Linked DNA regions of Homo sapiens: region 1 is linked to region 2. Evidence: chromatin loops called from intact Hi-C (ENCODE). Cell type or tissue: adrenal gland. All regions are shown on one strand. Each heading gives the region's core, and the rest is flanking DNA. Links, peaks and the distances in the headings are about the cores only.

What was found. Hi-C counts contacts between places; a loop is a spot of excess contacts. Peaks named below come from ENCODE experiments on the same cell type or tissue, not always from the same donor. Only the 100,000 strongest peaks of a DNase experiment are listed, where the experiment ranks them.
Region 1: a loop joins it to region 2, with 4 times the contacts of the local background. A loop is called at or near these places in 28 of 110 quality-filtered maps.

The regions. Positions count from the first base shown.
Region 1 is chr2:152,735,415-152,747,953 of GRCh38, reverse strand. The region is part of intron 3 of ARL6IP6 (ARF like GTPase 6 interacting protein 6); the gene reads right to left. Among named protein-coding and RNA genes, the nearest start is that of ARL6IP6, 23 kb to the right of the region's middle. In adrenal gland, for the core only: CTCF peaks have their summits at 4,750 and 7,021 (motif pointing right); no DNase peak of the experiment used is centred there.
Region 2 is chr2:153,511,743-153,524,281 of GRCh38, reverse strand. It overlaps a transcript of GALNT13 not described here. Among named protein-coding and RNA genes, the nearest start is that of RPRM, 39 kb to the right of the region's middle. In adrenal gland, for the core only: a CTCF peak has its summit at 4,798 (motif pointing right); a DNase peak (open chromatin) is centred at 4,831.

The DNA.
Region 1 (12,539 bases), core at 2,568-10,567, 780 kb after region 2:
TGAGGCAGGAGGATGGCTTGAGGTCAGGGATTCCAGACCAGCCTGAGCATATAGGGAGACATTGTTTCTACAAAAAAAATTTTGGCCAGGCATGGTGGCTCACGCCTGCAATCCTAGCACTTTGGGAGGCCAAGGCGGGTGGATCACTTGAAGCCAGGAGTTTGAGACCAGCCTGGCCAACATGGTGAAACCCCATCTCTACTAAAAATACAAAAACTTAGTTGGGTGTGGTGGCCTGTAATCCTAGCTCCTCTGGAGGCTGAGGCAGGAGAATTGCTTGAACCCAGCGGGTGGAGGTTGCAGTGAGCCAAGATCATGCCACTGCACTCCAGCCTGGGTGACAGAGTGAGACTATCTCAAACCAACAAAAAAAGGAAAAAAAAAAAGAGAGAGAAATGAGTAAGGAGTCAGTACTGCCTTCGAAGATAACAGAATCTTGTGACGTAGTAGATTGTTTTGCAGGCAGTATTACTGGAACATAAAGGAGCCATTCAGCTTGTAGAAGGGGAGAAAAAATTCCAAAGAAGAGCTAATACCTGAACTAAAATTGAGTATGAGGGATTTAGTGTTCTAAACACCTAACAGTATGCGCAGAAGCAAGAGACAATGGAGAGAATAGGAAGCTCAATTGTTTAATATGATCAGAATGAAAGACCTGGAAAGCTAGCTCTCTCCTCACTGGAGTTTAGTCATGGCTGTACTAGTCACAGAACTATTTTAACCTACCAGAAAATCTAATTCTCAATCTTTAAAATGAGGATAATAATTCCTTTCATTAGTGTTCTTATTAAAACTAAATGAGATAATATTAACAATTAGTTGTTGGCTGGGCGTGGTGGCTCACGCCTGTAATCCCAGTGCCTTGGGAGACTAGGCCAGGAGGATTGCTTGAGCTCAGGAGTTCAAGACTGTCCTGGGCAACTTAGTGAGACCCTATCTCTACAAAATAAAAATAAAAAATTTAGCCAGGCATAGCAGCACTCGCCTGTAGTCCCAGCAATTTGGGAGGCGGAGGCAGGAGGGTTGTTTGAGCCCAGGCAGTTGAGGCTGCAGTGAGCCATGATTGTGCCACTCTGCACTTCGGCCTGGGGCAACAAAGCAAGACCTCAAAAAAAAAAAAAAAAAAAAAAAAGAAAGGATAAAATCTCAGGATAAATAACAATTATCCAAGAAAAGATAACTGGCAACTTGTGGCAGGCCATGGTCAGACTTCCAGCTCAAAAAACCTTAAGAAAAGAAAACCTCTGACACTATGTCTGCTTTATCATCTGACGTATCTGTTGCTTTAGTAAACTTACACTTACTGCCTATGAGGGTACCATTATTTTTACTCCATTTTAGAGATGAGGAAGTTATAGCTTGGATATACTAACTGACTTGCTCAAATGTCCTTCTGCTAGGGTAGGTTGGATTTGGAAGCTACCTCTCCTGACTTCAAGACCCTTTTTAATTATATCAGGCTGCCTCTGGTAATTTATAGGTTGTTAAACAAACAAAAAGGGTTCCAAGTACAAAATTGGCAAGCACTGTCTCTCAAGTATTTCTTGTCAGTATTGCTCTGGGCATATGGACACTTGTCCCTCTTCAGCTACTCATATATAACACTGTAAATAGCACAAGCAAGAGCAGCTGGGCAAGGTGGCTCATGCCTGTAATCCCAGCACTTTGGGAGGCCGAGGCAGGTGGATCACTTGAACCCAGGAGTTCGAGACCAGCTAGGGCAACATGGCAAAACCCCGTCTCTATAAAAAATACAAAAATTAGCCAGATTAGCCAGATGTGGTGGCGCATGTCTGTGGTCCCAGCTACTCAGCAGTCTGAGGTGGGAGGATCGCTTCAGCCCAGAAGGCAAAGGTTGCAGTCACCCAAGATCATGCCACTGCTATCTAGCCTGGGCAACAAAGTGAGAACCTGTCTTTAAAAAAAAAAAAAAAAAAAAAAAAAAAAAAAAAGGTACAAAGCAAGCACTCATTAGCTGTATCACTTTATGGAAACAATAAAACCAATAGTTAATACAATTTCCTAGAGGATTTTGTTATATCTATGCATATCTCCATTCAGAACAGTAATGAAATATATCTTACACAATATGCATGTACTTTAACCCTTTACTTCAAGAAGCCGCGGTGCAATGCCATCAATATATTCATTAATAGTGACAGCACTGTAATTGATGGCTCTGAATAGTCCCCAGATAATGAGATTTCATGATACTCAAATATCAAGGCCAAGTTCCTGAACCATCTCTTTTGTCAGTAGCTTTTCTCTCCTACTGCAATTAGCCATCTGACATCTGTTTCATTAGTTCATGGCAATAAAGAATCTGATTCGACAAAGAGGCAGCTCTCCAAAATCTGTATCAAAGAGTAGTAGAGTCAATTCACTGTGCTCAATGTTAAATCTAGTCTGCATGGAAAAGAAATTTCTAATTTGAATACTAACTAACCCACTGTTTTTGACCTCCAAGGCTTATATATATGCCCAAGTTAAGAACCTGTAACACTCGTATATTATTTTATGCTAAAGATGTCCACATATACTTATTTCCAAGGAGGGAAAATCAGTGCTTGTATTTAGTTATGAGGATAGGCTAACTGTATTAAAGAAAACTGAGTGCTGCTGGAAATTTCAAATTTCAAGCAATTCAAACAAAAATCAACTTGTTCCCTTTTCTTGAATTGCATATTATGATTCAACTGTTTTATTTGTTCTCTATCTTCCTAACCCTCAATGTGAAGACGTCAGAGAAAAACCCTAATAACAATATTTTAAAGACCCAAACTAATGTTGAATAGAAAAGTAACATTATAATACAGGATGCCAATACTGAATCCTGAATGTTCCAGGAAATTCACATGTCAAAGTATTTTACTATCTGCTGCTCCCTACTACAGTTAACAACACACTCTCACACACAAATGTTAGCATCTAATTACATACAGAACGCTTTACATAGGAAGTAACACATGTAAAAGAGTAATAGATCATGTTACTCTCTAAAATAGTTACTAAAAACAATTTACCAAAAATTAATTCAAACTAAAATTAACTTGTTCCCTTTTCTTTCTCACTTACAATTTATTTTGCAGATTCCAGATTGCATTGTAAGGCAATACAATTTTTTTAAACAAGGATGCATATAAATAATGTTACATTAAATAAAAATTAAATTAAAAGCATGTTTTCTAAAATTGAGTGTCTGGATATTTATCAAATGTTATTTGTGGTTGGAAGAAGAAGAAATGGAAAGATGGATAATTCATAGTGATCAGACAATAAAGATTGATAGCATGAGGAAGGTAGCAGATACCCGCTGATTTGTATATTAACTGTGAAATAATGCAAATTCCCAATCTAATCTCATAGATTATATTTTAGCAGGCATTTGTGAAAAAAAGACACCACTCTTTACCTTGGCATATGCCTAGAAATCATGATATAACACTAATAACTGAAGTTTCCCTGCATTTTGGCCATGAACCCTATATCAAATAAGCCATAAATACAACCAATAATATATCTAAAGAGAAGATACCAAACTTCAAATTTCTCTAAAAATGTAAGAGTAAATTCATGCTGACTTCTATAAAATAGACATTCAACTGTGTCTTCCAATCTGCCTAGGAAATGCACAAATGTAATTATTCAAAGGACACCTGAAGAATACTGTAGCTTAAAACTGAGTCTAGTTATGATAAAAATATAATAATTTTGTTTGACTTCTGGTAATTCAAAATGACTATCTGTGAGATGACTTTGAAGGTTTTGGTCTCTTTTAAAAGCTATCTAGGAAAATTTTAAATCATGCCTTTCAAAAATATTTTTAGCATAAACATAGATGTTCGAGGTCATTAAACTGAACAGAGTTATACTCAAGGTGGAGATTTCTTTTCAAAACAATTCAATCTATGCCTCAAAAAGACTCATGTTCACTTGTAAGATTCAGGATAAGAAATCTCTTAGCATAGAAGTCAACTGAAGATTTAAGAACTGAGACATGCTCCAAAAACTACAATGCTGTGACTGCAAGACATGCTATTTCTATAGCATTTCTCAAAACAGAGAGAAAATTATTTAAAATCAGTTTCTCACTGGATGATTCAACAATCCAAGCTTTGGATTCAGATATCCAATTCACCAGAAATCTTACTTTTATATACCTTTGATCAGCATAAGCTTGCAATTTGAAATTTCCAGCAGTACTTTATTTCCATTTATATAGTTGAACTATCCTCACAACTTTAAATACAAGCATTGATTTTTTTTCCTCCTTGGAAATAAATATCTATGGATATCTTTAGCATAAAATAATAGTCCTATTAAGGAGCTTCCTTGGCATAGTAACTCCCTTCACAATGATTTCAGCTACGGAAATCATTACATGCTAGGGGCGCTTGCCACTTTACTCTGTATGCTTAGGTTATACAAATTAACTAGACTTAAAATTAATAAACCAACTTTACTTGCCAAGAATGACTTATTTTGGAATCCCCAGGTTGTTTTACATTCCTACAATGTTAATGTCCTACTGTGAAGGTTATTTGAGTATATGCTGTTAAATTTGACGTTTGATCTAAATAGTGAACATTTTTTCATGTCAGCAATACGACCCATCACTCATGTTATCATTTTTCCACTAAGCTTATTACTATAGAGTAACATTTCTATCCTAGATGTGACATTTATTATCAGAGTGGTTTTTATTTCTAGCACACTGAATAACTATTAACCTGCAGCTACATACTTTCACCACTAGATGAAGCTTGAGCATAGGTGATGTGAACCGTGGAGTGCAGTCTTAAAGTGGAATACAGGTACTAGGAGAAAACAATGGAAAAGACAGAGAAAGTCTTTTGATTTAGCAATACTGTGGGGGCAAAACTGCCACATAGCAAAAGCTCAGAGTGCCTGTTAATTGTCAATAAAATGATGCTGTTTCAATTAGTGAAATTCCTCCTATTGATGATGAATTTCATAATGCAGAGGAGGTAAGTTAGCTAGTATGGTGAATAAAAATAAACAGTCAGTTGCAAACTATGTTACTTGCAAATTACTTGACTTTGTGCAAGTGGCTTAAACTTCTGAGACTTGGTTTCTTCATCTATTAAAAAATGGAAACACCAGACTAATAGTAACACCTACGAGATGGGTGGCTTAGGAGGGCATTAGTTCCCCCATAATGTTTAATAGGACTCTCTTAAGACATCCCTAGAAATCCTAGAATATTAGCTTAAAAGGTAGACTTGTTCAGGAAAATGTACTGTAAGGCACAGCTGGTATCCATAACTAACATTTTCCCAATCAAGAGGACTTTAAAGTTCTGCTGCCAATGGCCAAGCCTAGAATGAACCCCAAAGTTCTTTTTTTTTTTTTTTTTTTTTTTAAAGAGCGTATCTTGCTCTGTCACTGAGGCTGGAATGCAGTGGCACGATATAATAGCTCACTGCAGCCTTCAACTCCTGGGATCAAACAATCCTTCTGCCTCAGCCTCCCAGTGGCTAGGAATACAGGCTCATTTCACCACACCTGGATACTTTTTAAAATTTTTTGTAGAGGCAGCATCTCACTATGTTGACTAGGATGGTCTCAAACTTCTAGGCTCAAGCCATCCTCCCACCTTGGCCTCCCAAAGTGCTGCGATTACAGGCATAAGCCACCATGCCCAGCCCACGATTATCTTTAGAGTTCTAGCTTTTCTTTGCATGCAGTATTTTTCCACGGGTAGGTAACATAGTTAGATGCATTAACTCCTGAAAACTATAATTAAAGCTGATAACCAAAATGTTAAAATACTGACTATATATACACTGTTACATTTGTCTCTTGGAAATCACTCACAAAACCCAGACAATGAACAGGGAAAAGTGATGAGAAATGAACTGGAGATGTTGAGTAGGTAGTGTAGAAGAAGCAGGATAATGAATTATAACATAGTGAAACATGGGAATGCCTATTTAGATATTCCAAAAAATCTAAACTTACTGCCTCTGCCTCTTGTTCTTTAACACTGTTAACAAACCTTTAATAACAACCAAAACAAGACTTTCCATCCAGTCTACTGGATTAAATACACAAAGAAAAGGATAGCTTACTAATTGACAAGTTTATATATGTGATATTGCACTATACCTTTTGACTTAGCGAAGTTTACAAATACATGGAACCATCTTTCCAAAAAATATGCCTGTTGAAGTCCATTAAGTACCTATCTGGAAATATATCTTGCAAAGTTCTCTATCTTGTATTTCCTAAACATCTTGTGCTTACGTAAAAGTGAAAATTGCTAAGATTTATCTAATATATAACAGTAAACATAAAAAATTTGAATAAAGGAAAATGCTTTTATTTCTAATCTCAACCTCTTCTTATGAATTATTGACCCAAACTGATGATTTCATTAAATATGTCACCTAATATTTACTAAACAGTAATAAATGTTACTTTTTTTCTTCCTCTGAGGGGTTTGTTTCTAAGGAAACACAATTGATAGTCACAGTAAATATGGTCTTCTCAAATGGTTTTCCCACTTCAACTATTCTGTTAAAAAAAAAAAAACCCAGGTACTTAAGTCTGCAGAGATAGCAAAAGACTACTATTTTAACAAACCAGTTATATATGATTTATTTTACTCTCTTACAAAAAAGTATATACATTGTGATCCCAATTTCAATTTTTAAAATATGCATAAAGAATGGAAAAATATATGTTAAAATGTCAGCAGTAATTTTCCTTGATTATTTCCATTTTTCTTTTTCTTTTTTGGAATTTTCAATAAAGAATCTGAATTACTTTTATATAATTAGGAAAAATGCTTACATTAATATTATTGCTTATTTTAGGTGATAAAATACATAACCTGTCACAAAGATATTTTTATAAAAGTATGATGTCGCATATTGATAAAATATATCAATTTGATTTTGAAGAAAATAAAAGTCTGAAGATTTCAACTTTCTCAAAATGTGGAGAAGTTGTTTCCCTGTACAAGGACTCACTCTACTGGTGACATAGAGAATATACTTAATCTGACATTTCTGAAATAACGGCATATTTTCCATAAACACTAGAGGGCAGGGTTTTGACTATAAAACAACTTCATTTGTATTTGTGTGTGTGTGTAAATATTTCACTTATATTTGGGTATATATATCATTTATATTTGTATACATGTACACATTATTTTGTACAAATACAAAATGTATATACACATTATTTTGTATAATAAACTCCTGGGCTCAAGCAATCCTTTTGCCTCAGCCTCCCAGTAGCTAGGACTACATAATATATATATGCATTATTTTGTATTTATACACATTTATAATGTGTATATATTCTATTTATATACAAATATATACACATACACAAATATATATACACATCTAAATTTTGTATGTATAGAAATGAATGTGTATATTTTATATTTTATATTTTGTATTCATTTGTGCATACACAACATATATTTTATATACATTTCAAAACCATTTTTAGATTTATTAATAAGTACATAATCTAAGGCTCTAATATGACACCATTTCATATTAAAACTGGATCACTAGGCTGGGTGCAGTGGCTCATGCCTGTAATCCCAGCACTTTGAGAGGCCAAGGTGGGCAGGCTGCTTGAACTCAGGGTTTTGGGACCAGCCTGGGCACATGGCAAAATCCTGTCTCTACAAAAAATAAAAAAATTATTTGACATGCTGACACACCTACAGTCCCAGCTTATTAGAGGGTGGAGGCAGGAGGATCACTTGAGCCTGGGAGGTGGAGGTTGCACTGAGCCAAGATCATGCCACTGCACTCCAGCCTGGATAACAGAACCAAACCAGACCTTGTCTCAAAAAACCCAAAAACAAAAAATGCTAATTACTAATTGATATGGTTTGACTGTGTCCCCACCCAAATCTCATCCTGAATTGCAGTTCTCATAATCCCCACGTCATGGGAGGGACCTGGTGGGAGGTAATTGAATCATGGGGGTGGTTACCCCCATGTGGCTGTTCCACTAATAGTGTGTGAGTCTCTTGAGACCTGATGGTTTTATAAAGGGCAGTTCCTCTGCACATGCTCTCTTGCCTGCTGCCATGTAAGATGTGCCTTTGCTCCTCCTTTGCCTTTTGCCATGATTGTTAGGCCTCCCCTGCCATGTGGAACTGTGAGTCAATTAAACCTCTTTCCTTTATAAATTACCCAGTCTCAGGTATATCTTTATTAACAGTGTGAGAACAGATTAATACAGTAAATTGGTACCGGTAGAGCGGGTTGCTGCTGTAAACATACCTGAAAATGTGGGAGTAACTTTGGAACTAGGTAACAGGGAGAGGTTGAAATAGTTTGGAGGGTGCAGAAGAAGACAGGAAAATGTGGGAAAGTTTGCAACTTCCTAGAGACTTGCTGAATGGCTTTGACCAAAATGCCGATCTTGATATGGACAATGAAGTCCAGGTTGAGGTGGTCTCCAACAGAGATGAGGAACTTATTGGGAACTGGAGCAGCAAAGGTGATTTTTGCTATGCTTTAGCAAAGAGACTGGGAGCATTCTGCCCCTGCTCTAGAGATCTGTGGAACTTCGAACTTGAGAGAGATGATTTAGGGTATCTGGTGGAATAAATTTCTAAGCAGCAAAGCACTCAAGAGTTGACTTGGGTGCTCTTAAAAGCATTCAGTTTTGGCTGGGTGCGGTGGCTCACGCCTGTAATCCCAGTACTTTGGGAGGCCAAGGTGGGCGGATCACGAGGTCAGGAGATCGAGACCATCCTGGCTAACATGGTGAAACCCCGTCTCTACTAAAAATACAAAAAAAAATTAGCCGGGCGTGGTGGTGGGCGCCTGTAGTCCCAGCTACTCAGGAGGCTGAGGCAGGAGAATGGCATGAACCCAGGAGGCGGAGCTTGCAGTGAGCCAAGATCACGCCACTGCACTCCAGCCTGGGTGACAGAGCAAGACTCCATCTCCCAAAAAAAAAAAAGCATTCAGTTTTATTCATTCACAAAAACATGGTTTGGAATTGGAACTTATGTTTAAAAGGGAAGAAAAGCATAAAAGCTCAGAAAATTTGCAGCCTGACTATGTGACAGAAAAGAAAAAACAATTTTCTGAGGCAAAATTCAAGCCAGCTGTAGCAATTTGCAGAAATAATGAGGAGCCAAATGTTAATTGCCAAGACAATGGGGAAAATGTCTCCAGGGCATGTCAGAGGTCTTCCCAGCAGCCTCTCCCATCACAAGCTGGGAGGCCTATGAGAAAAAAATGGTTTCATGGGCCTTGCTGCTTTGTGCAGTCTCAGGACTTGGTACCCTGTGTCCCAGGCGTGGCTAAAAGGGGTCAATGTACACTGTTGCTTCAGAGGGTGCAAACCCCAAGCCTTGGTGGCTTACATGTGGTGTTGGGACTGCAGGTGCACAGAAGTCAAGAACTGAGGTCTGGCAACTTCCACCTAGATTTCAGAGGATGTATGGAAACGCCTAGATGTTCAGGTAGAGGTGTGCTATAGGGGTGGAGCCCTCATGGAGAACCTCTCTGCTAGGGCAGTGCAGAAGGGAAATGTGGGGTGGGAGCCCCCACACAAAGTCCCCACGGGGGAACTACCTAGTGGAGCTGTGAGAAGAGGGCCATCAGAACAGTAGATCCACTGACAGCTTGCACTATGTGCCTGGAAAAGCTGCAGACTCTCAATGCCAGCCTGTGAAAGCAGCCAGGAGGGAGGCTGTACCCTGCAAAGCCACAGGGGCAGAGCTGCCCAACATCATGGAAACCCACCTCTTTCATCAGTGTGACCTGGATGTGAGATACGGAGTCAAAGGAGATCATTTTGGAGCTTTAAGATTTGACTGCCCTACTGAATTTCGGACTTGCATGGGCCTGTAGCCCCTTTGTTTTGGCCAATTTATCCCATTTGGAATGGGTGTATTTACAGTGCTTGTACCGCCATTGTTATCTTGGAAGTAATTAACCTGCTTTTAATTTTACAGGCTCATAGGCAGAAGGGACTTTCCTTGTCTCAGATGAGACCTGGGACTGTGGACTTATGAGTTAATGCTGAAATTTGGGGGACTGTTGGGAAGGCATGATTGGTTTTGAAAGGTGAGGACATGAGATTTGGGAGAGGTCAGGGGCAGAATGACATGGTTTGGCTGTGCCCCACCCAAATCTCATCTTGAATTGCAGTTCCCATAATTCCCATGTGTTGTGGGAGGGACCGTGTGGGAGGTAATTAAATTATGGGGGTGGTTACCCCCATGCTGCTGTTCTCATAATAGTGAGTGAGTTTCACAAGATCTGACAGTTTTATAAAGAGCAGTTCCCCTGCACAGTCTCTTGCCTGCCATCATATAAGATGTGCCTTTGTTCCTCCTTGGCCTTCTACCATAATTGTGAGGCCTCCCCAGCCATGTGGAACTGTGAGTCAATTAAAACTCTTTCCTTTATAAATTACCCAGTCTTGGGTATGTGTTTATTAGACAGCATGAGAACAGACTAATACATTAATAAATACATGGAAAATTGAGGCCCTTTATTAAATTGATTCTAATTTAATACAAAATGCAAAGATAATTTTTTTTAAAATTAGTTAAATGCCCTCAGAATAGCAGATCTTTAACAGAATACTAAAACCTTCTCTAACCCCAGAGGCTTCTTACACTTATAAGGTTAATGAATCGTGACAGTGGTAAAAGACAACATGAAAGGGAAAATGATAATCCAGGGAGAGAGAACAGCAAGAGTAAAATCATGACTTCTCAAAATTGCATAGTTTATGAGGGGGATGTCAAGCTAATCTGGTATGTGACTACAATATAGGGTGCAGTAGGGAAATAGCTGAGGTTGGAAAAGTAGGGTAGGGTCATTTGGGGAAGGACTGTTCTGCTATACTTAAGAGTTGGACTTTATTCTGAAGGCAACAGGAAAGCTACTGAAGGCTTTTAACCAATAGAGGGCTGTGACTGTATCTCTTTTTGTTAATGGAAAGACAGCAGTTCAGTTGCACCTTGGTATCCACTGGGAGATTGGTTCCAGGATTCCCACAAACACCAAAATCCATGAATGTTCAAGTCCCTTATATAAAATGGCATGGTATTAGCCTATAACGTATGCACATCCTCCCCTATACTTTAAATCATCTCTAGATTACTTATAATGCCTAATATAAAGTAAATGCTGTGTAAATAGTTGTCTATACTGTTTTTTATTTGTATTACTTTTTATTGTTGTATTGTAATTTTTTTCCCAAATATTTTTTATCCATGGTTGGCTGAATTCAAGGATGTGGAGCCCATGGATACAGAGGGCTGACTGTATATAGAGTGAATTAGAAGAGTGAGAACTTAGAGGACAGAAGGCCAAGAAGTCAAGTACACTAGCCTTAAATAGTACAAAAACAGTGAAAATGCAAACAGGAAGCATTCTAATGACATTTAAAAAGTCAGGAAGGACTGGACTTGGTGAATAGACAAATACAATGAATAAGAATTTCAAGCTCTGGTGAGTGAAATGGGTGGATATTGATGGCTTCAAAGCAAAGACAGAGTTTTAATCACTCTAAGTGCAAAATGCTTTCTGAAATCTGGGTAGCAAGGTCTATTAAACAGCAAGAAATGTGTGGCTAGAATTCAGGGAAGTGAGATATAAATAAAAGGAAAAAATACGATTACTTTTTTGGTGATTTTTTTGAAACGAGTCTCATTACCCTAGACTTATACCTGTTATTAAAGTAAACTTCTAATTGAGTGGTACCCATGTAAACTACGGGATGGCATTGTAATGTTAGGCTTAACTCTTAGTCAATTTAGATTATTGTTTATCCACCTCAAAAACACATAACTAAAATTTATTGGAAAGCATATGACTTACATTTCATATACACATAGGGATTAAAACACTAAAAATGTATACATATACATAATACACATATATACAAATTCACATTTCATTTGAAGTCGAGCCAAAATTTTAAAAGATATGAGACAAAAAAAATTGGGAGTTTACTAATAATGAAGGCCAGTAGTACCAATGATTATTAATAACTATACTAGCACAATTTTGATTTTATAAAGTCTCTCAAGTAAATGTTTTTATCTCTACAACCTGTCCATGAGGTAGGCTAGACCTGGTAGTAACAATAGTAAGTATTAGAATAACATACATAAATTTAATATAATTTAGTTTCTTGTCTTCATGTCCTCCCCAAATTTCCAGAATAAACTAGAGATCTTAGATGTTCTTATTTCGGAATTTATATTTAAAATTGGAACTTTCCTGGCATGAATAAACTAGGTTAGAACACTACTGAATTTTCTAAAATTCTCTGAAACATGGAAAATATAGACCAAAGAAATTTAATACTGTTCCACTACGAAAAGCATCCAATCTGGTCTAGACATATAAATTGGGTACCATAAATGTTTGCTAATTATTACACAAAGTTAAAATCCTAAGGAAAAGTCCAATCCAATTATTATGTTCTTGTAAGTCTGACCATGTGTGAACCTAGTAAAACTTTCAAATTGTTGGTATTAATTTTGCCTTTATAAACTGTTTTAA
Region 2 (12,539 bases), core at 1,784-9,783:
AAAAGACATTACAAGAATACTATTAACCAATATTTCTCAGGAATATCAATTTTAAAATCCTCAACAACATATCAGTTATTGAGTTCAACAATGTATAGAATGAATTATATACCACAATCAAGTGAGAATTATGCCAGATATGCAAAGGTGATTTGACATTTGAAAAACTAAGTAATGTAATTCATCACGTCAACAGGTTAGAAAACAAACAAACAAAAACACATGAATCTATCAATAGATGCAGAAAAAGTAGCAAAATCCAACACCCATTTGTGATTAAAAAAAATTCCCAGTAAATGTTTAATACAGGGAAATATATAACTCAACTTGACTTAAAAATATGTACAAAACACCTACAGCTAACATCATACTTAATAGTGAGAAACTCAAATCTTTCTCACTAAGATTAGGAACAAGGTCATCTCACCACTGCCTTTCAACATCATACTGGAAGTCCTAGCTAATGCAATAAGAGAAGAAAAAAGAGTAAAACATATTCAGATTAGAAAGGAAGAAATAAAACTCTGTTCACAGATGATATAATTATCCATATATAAAATTCAAGAGTCAACAAATTCTTCTGAAACTGGTAAGTGATTACAGCATGATTGCCAGATACAAGGTTAATATACAAAAGTCAATCACGTTCCCCTCTACCAGCAATAAACAAGTGGAATTTGAAATTAAACTCACAATATTACTTACATTAGCACTCAAATAAGATACTTAAGTACAGATCTAACAAAATATGTACAAGGTCTATCTGAGGAAAACTATAAAACTCTGATGAAAGAAAGCAAAGAACTAAATTAACGGTGAGATGTTTTGTTTTTATGAACAAAAGACTCAATATTGTTAAGATGTCAGTTCTTTCAAACTTGGTCCATAGATTCAATGCAATTCCAGTCAAAATTCCAGCAAGTTATTTTTGTAGATATCACCAGACTGATTCTAAAGTTCATATGGAGAAGTAAATGACTCAGATAGCCAATACAATATGTAAGAAGAACAAAGTTGGAGTATTGATATTGCCTGACTTTAAGATGTACTATAAAGCTACAGTAATCAGAAAAATTTGGATCATCAAAAGAGAACATAGATCCCAGAAATAGACCTGTATAGTCAATTGATCTTTGACAAAGGAGCAAAGCCAACGCAATTGAAAGGAGAATCTTTTCAACAAATGGTGTTTGGAACAACTGGACACCCACATGCAAAAAAAAAAAAAAAAAAAAAAATAGTAAACACAGACCTTGCATCCTTCACAAAAAATAACTCAAAATGGATCATAGACCTAAATGTAAAACACAAAACTGTCAACCTTTGAAGAGATAACATACATGTCCTTGGGTTTATCAATGACTTTTTAGATACAACACCAAAAGCACAATCCATGAAAGAAGGAATTGATAAATTGGACTTCATTAAAACTACAAACTTTTGTTCTGCAAAAGACACTATGAAGAGAATCAAAAAGCCACAGATTGGGAGAAAATATTTGGAAAAGACATATCTATTAAAGCACCGTTATCCAAAATACACAAAGAACTCTTAAAATTCAAAAATAAGAAAACATCCAATTAAAAAGGGGGCCAAATATCTCAATAGGCACCACACGAAAGAAGATGTACACATGGAAAATAAGTACCTGAAAAGATGCTCCACATATGTCTTCAGGGAAATGCAAATTTAAAACAACAAGATACCACTATACTCCTTTTAGGATGGTCAAAATCCAGAATGAAAACACCACCACCAACAGAAACAACAGGAACTCTCATTCAGTGCAGGTAAGAATGCAAATAGTAAAGCTACTTTGGAAGACAGTACACTGGTTTCTTACAAAACTAAACTTACTCTTAGCATATGAGTAAGTTTAGTTTTGTGCCTCACTTCTCACACTCTCACTTATTGTGCCACTCTCTCTCTCTCTTTATTTTTTTCTCCTTGAGACAGAGCCTCACTCTGTCGCCCAGGCTGGAGTGCAATGGCGCGATCTGGGCTCACTGCGACCTCCACCTCCCAGGTTCAAACGATTCTCCCACCTCAGCCTCCTGAGTAGCTGGGCTACAGGCACGTGCCACCACACCTGACTAATTTTTTGTATTTTTAGTAGAGACAGGCTTTCACCATGTTGGCCAGGCTGGTCTCAAACTCCTGAGCTAGCGATCTGCCCACCACGGCCTCCCAAAGAGCTGGGATTACAGGCATGATGTGCTCCTCTTTTATTTAGCTAGTGAAGCTGAAAATTTATATTCATACAAAAAAATGCATACAGATGTTTATAGGAGTTTAGTTCATAATTTCCAAAATTTTGAAGCAACTAAGATATCATTCAGTTGGCAAATGGTCAAACTGTGGTACACCCAGACAATGGAATATTATTCAGCACTAAAAAGAAATGAGCTGAGCTGTCAAGCCATGAAAAGACACAGAGGACCATAAAATGCATATTACTAAGGGAAAGAGATCAATTTGAAAAGGCTACATACTATATAATTCCAACTATATGACATTCTAGGAAAGGTAAAACTATGGAGACCAAAAAAGATCAGCGATTGCCAGGAGTAGAGGGAGAGAGGAACAAATAGGCAGAATACGGATGATTTTGAGGGCCATGAAAATACTCTGTATGATACTATAGTAGTGGGTACATGTCATTATGCCTTTGTCAAAATCCACAGGATGGTACAACACCAAGAATGTAGCCTGATGTAAACTATGGACTTTGGGTGATAATGATGTGTCATTGTGGGTTCGTCAATTATAACATGTACCACTCTGGTACGGGATGTTGATAATGAGAAAGGCTGTGCATGTGTAGACGGAAGGGATATATGAGATATCTCTGTACTTCCCTCTTAATTTTGCCCTGAACCTAAAACTACTCAAAAATAGTCTTTTAAAAATTTGATGTAGTTTATGTTTTTGGACAATAAGAACTTAGGCAAGCAACTTAAAACTTTATGGTAAAGCTTTTCCATTAGGAAAAAAAAAAACCTAATGGTATTTATCATCCACTACCATAGTGGTCCTGTGTAAATTAATTAGAATGAAAACACTAATGAAAAATTAGAATGAGTTAAAAGAATGTTTGGAGCTCTTCAGAAGAAGGACTATGCTTTAAAACATCTGTAACATAGAACAAATATAACTTACAAGGATACTTTATATGGCGCTTTCAGGTGTACTTCCTAAACATCACTGTCTTCCTTTAAAGTAAAATAATAACATGTTTTAAAAGTATAAAATAGGGTTAAAATTAAATCTGTCATGCACCAAAAGGAATTTTGGGAGCTATAGGGAATGTATAAACATTCACTAATAAAATGTGCAATTTAAAAGAAATCTCTATTCAATTATCTCCATGAGCTCATATTCATCAACAAAATAACCTATTTATGATTTACATATCTCATGGTCTCTTCTGTTCATGTACTTTTGTCTACGGAAAGGAAATTATTCAGATTTGATTATTATATTCTAATAATTTATGAAGATAATAATGTACCACTAAAAGGGTTCTAAAATCACTTTGGGAATAATCAAAATAGAAGAGAAAATGTCTTTGAAATAAATTATAAGAGAAATGAAAAGCAGTAGGGCAGTCAATAGCAGGAAAATGTTAGGTGCCAATGCGCCAACCTCTCAGCATTTACTTTTATTTTTCGAGCATTAAGATAAAACTCTTCCATGGGAACCTCTGATGAGTTCTCCTTTTCTGACCAGAAAATAAAGAAATAAAGAAATGAAGCATTCCTGAGGTCAGACTGAGTTCTGATTTCTTCAGATTGCATTTTTGAATAAATCTTTAGATTCTCAATGAAGCCAACAATTCATAAAATTTTGAAAGCCCAAACTAAGCTTGAAAAGATATCTGTGTTCTTTGGTCACCAGAAAATTTTGAAGAATTATGAACCTCAAATGATGCCCTGAGATCACAAAATTTAGCTGCTAACCTTCCCAACCAATTAGGATCTACACTAGCCTGAATTGCTTAGTGTTTGTATTATTTTTATGACCTCTGGAGAAACAGATGCAACAATTATCCATTCCTTAAGGTACCTTACTGCCTGAAATAAAAATTATATGTGCAAAGATCATTAAAATAAATAACTCAAATATGTTGTTAAATATTATTTTTAAATGAGTAAATTTTTTTTCTAGTAAGACAGGAAGATGTCTGGCTCATATTAACATCATCATATGTTTAATAGTTTAATTTAGCATCTGGTGCCTTTGCTGCCAGCCCTACAGGGAGAGAGATTAAAGATGGACCACATCTGCAGTTAGTAATAGCCAATCAAAGCAGTCAGACTCTAAGAAAACGAAGATCTTCAGGCCACATTATATGCTGCTGGGTTGCTAGCCATAATTTGTGACATGTCCAGAACACTCCAGATATTCTGGATTTACCTAAGAAATAATACTAAACTTGAAGTGCTAAAACAAACCCAAAGGAATAAAATGTAATGGATTCCAATGGTGCCTTGTCACTCCATTTTTGTGACTCCTCTAACTTTAGCTTCTTACAGGGGGATTCTATTTGTAATACAAAATAGGAGAAAAAATAAGGTTGAGAATTTTTAATCACAAGAAATATTTCCCATTGAAGCCTATTGCTCTATCTTTTATAGCAAAAGTGAGCTAGCAACAGAATGGCTTGATTTGTCAACTGATTGAAGAAGAAACTTTATCTAAATAAACCCTACATTTATAGATGACATACAAGCAAAAAGCCCATGAAAGGGCAACAAAATCATAAAACAGTTAAAAAGAAAAAAAAGACAATGCTTCTGACCAGCAGGTGGCGCTGCAATCCATCATTGTTAGCCAATTGGAAATCTAAGAATACTTGTACTATCCTGTTGACTGTAATTTCCTATTTAGACTCTTCCTGATCCTTTTAACTTGGTGTGTTATGGCATGCTGTGCCCAGTTGTTTTCATTTCAGCACAGAACTCAAAGGAAATTGTTAGACCTGCAGGATTGATAGATTAACTCTGCTAACAATATCAACAATCAAAATTTGTAATAAACATTATCAACCCTGTGAATTATTAAATCAAGCCGTTTAAATGGAAAATATCGATTTTACAGTTTATCAACAGAATCCTGTTTGGACGTGTGAAATAGCAGCAATTTGTAGTAAAGTTAAGCTAAAGGGGTTTCTAAAAGTCCTAGGAGCCTTGGACACAATAGACTTACCCATTAACTTCTTAGTCTATGGCTTAGCAACAATTTAACATATATAGAATGACATAATTAGCAGAAATTTAAAGAATATAGTAAGTCATTTGTTCCAAGGATGGAAATGATCTGGCTAGCATATGTCTTATGCACCCTTTTGTGCCCAAGTCAGAAATCACAGTACCCAATTACAGTACTGTATTGTGCTGAGTCAATGCAAGGCTCTTAGCCTTTTCAGTAGAGCTCTCAATTCATATGAAACCCATTTTCCATCTCTGGGACTGATAAGAAAAGGCTCAGAGAAGTTAATTATTGTTCTAGGAACCCACTAAACATTTATAGAACCAGATACCAGATATTTCACCATCTAATAGATATTTATAGTTATTCTAGTTCAGTAACTTCTAGTTTTAGTTATTGAACTCAAATAACAATTTTATAATTTAAAATAATAATCTTTCTCCAATACTAAGAACTCATACAAACCCTTTACTTTATAAATTTAGCAGTACCTAGAATACAAAGAGGTTTAAAATATACTTGCCTAGTCACATAAAGTCAGTAACAGACATGATTCAAGCCCATGTCTTGTGACTTTGTTTTCTTAGTATATTTTGGATTTCTACTTCAGAAACAGGATTTTTCTTCTGTTTGTTTCTCCACTTATTCATTCTCATTTTTATAAAATCTTTATAGTCTCCATACGCATTTCAGAAACCATGTCAGGTATCAAGTATCCTGGATGAACAAATATACATGGTCCTTCCCATCAAAGAGCATGCAGTACAGCACTAAACAAGGAGACAGATTGTGTGTGACTTTCATTATGATAAGGGCTACGAAGAAAGAACTATGAGAAAAACAATAGAAGAACATATTTGGATTGGTCAGATAACATGTCTGAAGTCATTGGAAGAACACTGAAAAAATAAGAACCTACCAAAGGAAGGGCCAGGGTGTGTGTATTGGACAGGGGTCTGGAGTTGAGGGCAGTATATCCAGGAAGAAGAAAATGTGTGACTGTCCTGAGCTACCATGTTTTCTCAGCACCATAAAGATGATACTCATTTCTGGCACGAATCATTTTTTAAATCATGTTGTGTCCTGCTCAGTGCATCATATCAAGTGTTTCATGCTATTGATATGTCTTCTTATTGGGGATGTTTACCTTGGTCACTTCAGTCACTGTGTATTTGGTTATTCCACTGCAAATTTACTATTTTCTTCTCTGTAGTTGATGAGCATCCTAGGGGAGATACCTTGAAACTATATACATCCTCTTTCTCTTCAAACTTTTGCCAACTGATTTTAGCACACATTGGTGGATATTTATCTACAATATGTGTTACTATGATGTCTGCCTAATGGTGATTCTCTATTTCCCTTTTCCTTCTACATTAATGGAAATTCTACTGTGAGGAAGAGCTATCTGTAGCTCCCATTTACTTATTCAATTATTCATTTATAGTAGTAAGGACTCATGGAAATTTGCTTGATTCCATGGGTAAAATTCAATACTATCAATATTTTCTGACTCGAATTGTTCCAGTGTTGGCCATTAGTTCCTTCAGGTTTGTCTCTTGTGTTTCTCTGACAAACCTCTCTCTTCTGAACATTTCTCTGCTTTCTGGCACCATAAAGGGTTTCAAACCTCATACTATATTTTCTTGTCCCAGCGCTGAAGTCAATCACTTCTCCTAGAAGCTCTGGTTCCTTTTATCGAGTAAGAAAAGTAATTCTTAACTCAGAGCACGTATTAGTTTCACCCCCTGGGCTTTTGAAAACACTCAGGGTCTATTGAATCTGAATTCCTGAAGAAGCCACTGAATATTTTAAAAGCCATAGAGGTAAGCATATACAGTTTCATGGTTGAGACCTACTGTTCTAAAAGGCAGGGAGAGTATATGTACTATTTTTTATGACATGATAAAAATGAAGGTGGGAATGTCCATAGACTAACCCACCTACTACCACTAGTCCCTTGCAATAGCAAACCCCACAGATTTTCTTTCCCAGACTCTGAGCCTCTCACCTGGAACCAAATTCTGAGCAGAGAAGACTGGCCATAGTGGGACACACATACTAAGAACTCAGAGGAAAAAATAGTTACTAATTAAAAAATAAAGAGTGGAGAAGGAGGTGGAAGGTAAGGAAAAACTAAACCCTACAAGAGAGTAAGTTATTTGTGGGGAGGATAAGAGAGCACTTGAATACTGTGTAAAGAGAAGTGGGAAGGAGTAAAGGAAGTATAAAAGCATATCTTTTGGCCCTGAACCTGATCTTTTTTGATATCCTATAGATCTGAGTTTTTAAAAATGGAATTCATGCTTAATTATTTCAATTATTTAACTATTTGTCAAACAAAAATGGGACTCAGCACATGATGCTACTACAATTTCCTAGGGAGAATTTTCCCTTTCTCCCTCTATAAAATTGCCATTTCACATCCTCTCTCACTTCAATTATTCTCTATCCTCCCATCCTCCATCACATGCCCTTTTTCTCATATTTCATTAAGGAAACAGAAGAAACCAGACAGGAAATTCCCTCTCTTCCTACCACCTAACTTGTAATCTCCCCAAAACTCTATTTCTACTTCTCTTTTTAACCTATTACTATAAATGACATTTCTTTATTCCTATCAAAATCTAACACATCCTCTCCCATTCCTAGCTGTTGCAAAGTCTCCTAACTCCTAATTGGTCAGTTCCCTGCCTTCAAACTCTCCACCTCCTTAATCAATCCTGCCAAATTAATCATCCAGTAAGATAATTCGCTCATTCATTCTACAGGTGTTTGTTTACTGAGGACTTTGGCACTATCAGGCACTGAGAATCCATACTCCAAAAAGGATATTAGCTATATTAAACAGTTCAGGCCTACTTTTGAAGACATATTGATAAATAAATAATTAAAATACTGTGCAATAAGTACAATAATGGTAGATCAAAGTGGCATAGAATAATGAGAACTTTGCCCTCAACTACTCTAATCCAAGTCATATCATTTATTTGAATTAAATGCAACAGTTTCATAACTGGTCTTTGTCTTACAGTTGCCCCTACGGTTCTTCTTGTATGCAATAGGCAGAATGATTTCTCAAAAATAAATTTAAACATTCAGTTGCTGTCATGGCCCTTTGGTAAGATATTATCACGTCTAACAGCAGCCATAGTGGAGCTGGCACCTAATCTATCCAGCCTCTTGCCACTCTTCCAACATATATTCCAGCCAAAGAGAATCCTTTAATTCCTCACATACTTTTTTTTTCACCTTAGTGTCTTTCAACATATAACATTCTCTTAGCAGGGAACACCTTCTGGATCATTTTTTCTGCATAACTTAACCCATGAGAGGTTATTTAGTACAGGAAGCCTTCCCTACTTCCCGTAAACTGCACTGGGTACCACCACTAAGTGGTCCCATAGGATCATATACTTAATCGTCTAGCTATTAAATTTATTATAACTGCATGTCAATCGCCAAGCTGTCTTTCTCAGTAGAAGTTTTAAGAAGGCACGGGCTACCTTGCTCACCGATGCTGCCTTAGTTTATTTCTCAGGATTTGGTACATGGTTGTTGCTTGGCAAATATTTGTCTCCTGAATAAATGATCAAGATTGTTCAGTGCTTGCTGATGGTGGGAGAATGGGTAAACATATTCTAGGAATTTCGCAGATAAAGCCAGAAGGTTTTCAGAGCAAAGGGACTTGAAAGTGCAAAGCACAGAAGCTTGAAATAACAGCATGTGTTCAATGAGCGGCAAAGGACTATTTGCTGCAGGAGCAGAGGGAGCTACGGCAGAGAGGTGGGGTCATCGGGCTGGGAAAAAGAGGGACCAGATCAGGGTTATGGTTTCTATGACCTATCAAGTGATTTACACTTTAGGATGTATCTTAAAGAAAGTCACTGAAGGGTTTAAACCCCTCTAATACTGCCAGTGGAGAAAAGACAGTGAACCAATTTGGGCTACAATATCCCTCCCTCCCCCAACATCCAAACCTGGAGATGGACCAGAAAAACAGAAAGGTTAATGGATCTTAGGGTGATTCTCAGCATCTTCCCAACCAAAACACTTAAAAACCCTTAGGGGTCTTGGGTGGGAAGCAATAAACATCTTCTGGATTTCCTGGAGAAGGACAGAGGAAACAGGATGGGGAGGAGTGGGTGGGCAGAGGGAGAACATTCTGTCTGTATGCTCTTCCCACATTGTCCCGTCCCGATTACTGACCAGGATGATTGGCCACTAAAGCAGCATTCTCAGCACAGCACCTGTTAGGCACTGCAGGATCCAACCAAGTATCCAAAAGCATGGAGGAAGCAGCCAATAGCATAAAGAACAAGCATCTGAGTGTCCCTTATCCCCACCCCTTGAAAAATCCATAGGCAATTGCAACATGAATGGTAGCACCTGGATAATGAAGAGGACTGGAGCAAGAAATCCTGGTAAGTTCCTCTGGAGCGAGGAATGATGGAGAGTGCGGAGGAGAAGAGAGGGGAGATGTGAACCCAGAAATGCCCATCCGTAAAAGGTCCTCATCTCACATCCCTCAACTCTCCTGCAGGAGCAGAAATCAGGGCCCAGGCTTTTATCCTTCCCTCAAGGTTACCATTCTTGGCAAAAAGTGACTGACAGGTTTGGCAAGACACTACAAAAGCAGAACTTTAACAAATGGAACAAAAAGAGTAAGAATATAAAATGACCAAATGCTTTCAGAGAGATGGGAAAAATATGAGCAAAATGAAGCAGGAAGATGAAGTATGAAAACAATCAATTGGCAACAGTGGGCTTGAGAAATATAGTCACCGAAATAAATAACCCAATGGATGTGTTTTAAAAAATTGATAGGCCTAAAGAATGATTTCAGAAGCTGGAATGTCATGGCAAGAAACTCTTCAAATAGGAATGGGTAAGAGCTAAAGAGAGGAAAGAAAGGAGATAAGATATATGAGGATGAAAATAAAAGTGTTAAGAAAGACTAAACAAGATAATTTGAATAATAAAAATGAATTCCCCAGAATTAGAGAAAAAAAATTAAAAACTTTAGATTGGAAATAATGTAATGTTTTTAATATCCCCTAGAAAATAGAGCTTGAGACAAACCTTACAGGTTAAAGATCTTTTAGAAACTACAATTCTAGGGTGGCAAGAATGAGAGGAAAAGGAAAGTAAAGAAAGGAAGCAGGGAAAGCAAGTACAGGTGGTGTGTTTCCAAGTTCTCTACGCTTCAAACACACAGAAAACCGCAGCTGGAGGCTTAGTTATATTTATTATATTCCAGACAGGCAAGTGTCTTCCGGGTTAGGAAATGAGAAGGGTTTGTCTGCCAGCTTCTGCTTTCCTGTGCCTCCTTGGTCAGTTTGCCTCCAGTTCAGCTAGATCCCAAACCCATGGACTTCCCCTGAGCTTGAGTGGTGGGAAAAGCCCTAGGTATGGGAATGGAAACAAGTATGAAAGTAAAGGAATAATGGAATTACTGAAGTGTTTTGTTCTCTAGAGAAAGATGACCAATGGAAAAATAAACACAACTAAAACTTAGGCACCAAACTAACTGAGGAAGAGGGTAGGTGGTAGTGACCTAAGGAAGTGAAAATTTGCTCAGATTATTTTCTTATTCAGGAGATAGACATAGATATTGACAAGCATTAGTGATTAATAAGAAAAAGAAAACAGCACAAGTTTGAGTCTGATAATTTGATGTGTTTAGGGGAATGAGTAAGGGAAACAAAACAAATAGGACTTGTGGAAAATCAACTTCTCTAAATAAGATGGCAAAGTTAAGTTTCCAAAGCAGCAATTTCAATAAATATGAATCTATGAAAGTAATTAAATAAGATTCAGAAGCACTCAAATGGGAAAGAGAAAAGGACGATGAATAAGTTGTCTACGAGAAATATATTTCACCTAGAAGAACACATGAGAGTCTGAAAACAAAAACAAAAACCTGGAAGTTAATTTATCCAATTATTTATTTCTATCATATGTACTCAACAGGTATTTATTTTACGCTATGGGTTAAAATTCAATACTATGCTGGGGACTCAAGCATCCAACAGATCGTCCCCTTATTTACAATTTCTTTTCTCAGAATATTTTAGAATTTTTTTTAAATTAGCAAATAACATGTGTTGAAAACAATTAATATTACAGGGAACTGATGCTACAGAAACCTAATGTATATCATATGGGGACCAAATGTTCAAATGAAATTGGAATAAACTCAGCTGGGCAGAAAACAGTTTTACTCATTCTTTGCCAGGCATCTGTTTTTCTGTCCCCTAAACGCAAATTAAAAATGAGTAATAATAATAACAACAATAATAATCTTTTTTACCCCTCAAAAGCAAATTAAAAATGACTAATTATCATCATTATGGCTAACATTTATTAACTGCATACTCTTAATATGTGCCGGGTGTTATCCTAAGTGTTTTAACACGTATTAACTCATTTACTCTGCACAGTAACCCTAGGAGACAGATACTGCTATTCTCCCAATTTTATAGATAAAGAAGACAAGGCACTCAGGCATTAATGTCACAAAGCTAGTAAGCAAAGGAAGTGTGACTGGAATATAAACAGTTAGGCTCCAGAGCTCACACTCTTAACCACCATGACATATTGCTGCTGTCAATGAATTTACAAATACTGCTTTCACTCTCATCTAGTGTAAAAAGTCTGTAGCCCTCACGAAGCATGGCTGTTTTTACTTCCACGGGTATTGTTCATGGTGTCTAGAAGTGGTGTAGGTGCTCTTCATACTTCTCATTTTTGCTTTCAAACAATTGACCCTCTCTTCTCTAAAAACCCAGTTTTGAAGTCTACACCACCTGCCACATTGCTTTGTGGCAGTCAACTACAAACTCTAGGGTCATCCTCCCTTTCATTGAAGATCTGGATCTGAATAACCGTCTTTCTCTTCAGTGCTTCCCCCGCCATGGGTTTTAGTGGTTTCAATGTCCTCATAGGTAAGCCTTCCAATTCCATGACTTCCCCGTTCAGTTATCCCCAACTCCTCCATTGACCCTGACCCTATCATATCTCAGCCCCTCTCCCCATGGTTACATTGTAGGTCATACATACGCAGATTACCAATAACTGTGCCTTCTCCATAATCTTCCTTTCAAGAACTTTCCTTTTTGCCTACAACCTCTTATCTTTCCCAGACACTGGACTCCAGACTCCAGTTCCTCTTCAACCCCATTGGGATATAATTTATTTTGGCTGACCACCTATCCCTACCTCTCATTTCCTTTGTGTTTTAATTTTCTCTTACCAATGTGGGATTACATGGTTTATCAATATAAATACTTCTTTATACTCACCCATAAAACTCCCGCTTCAGTCTT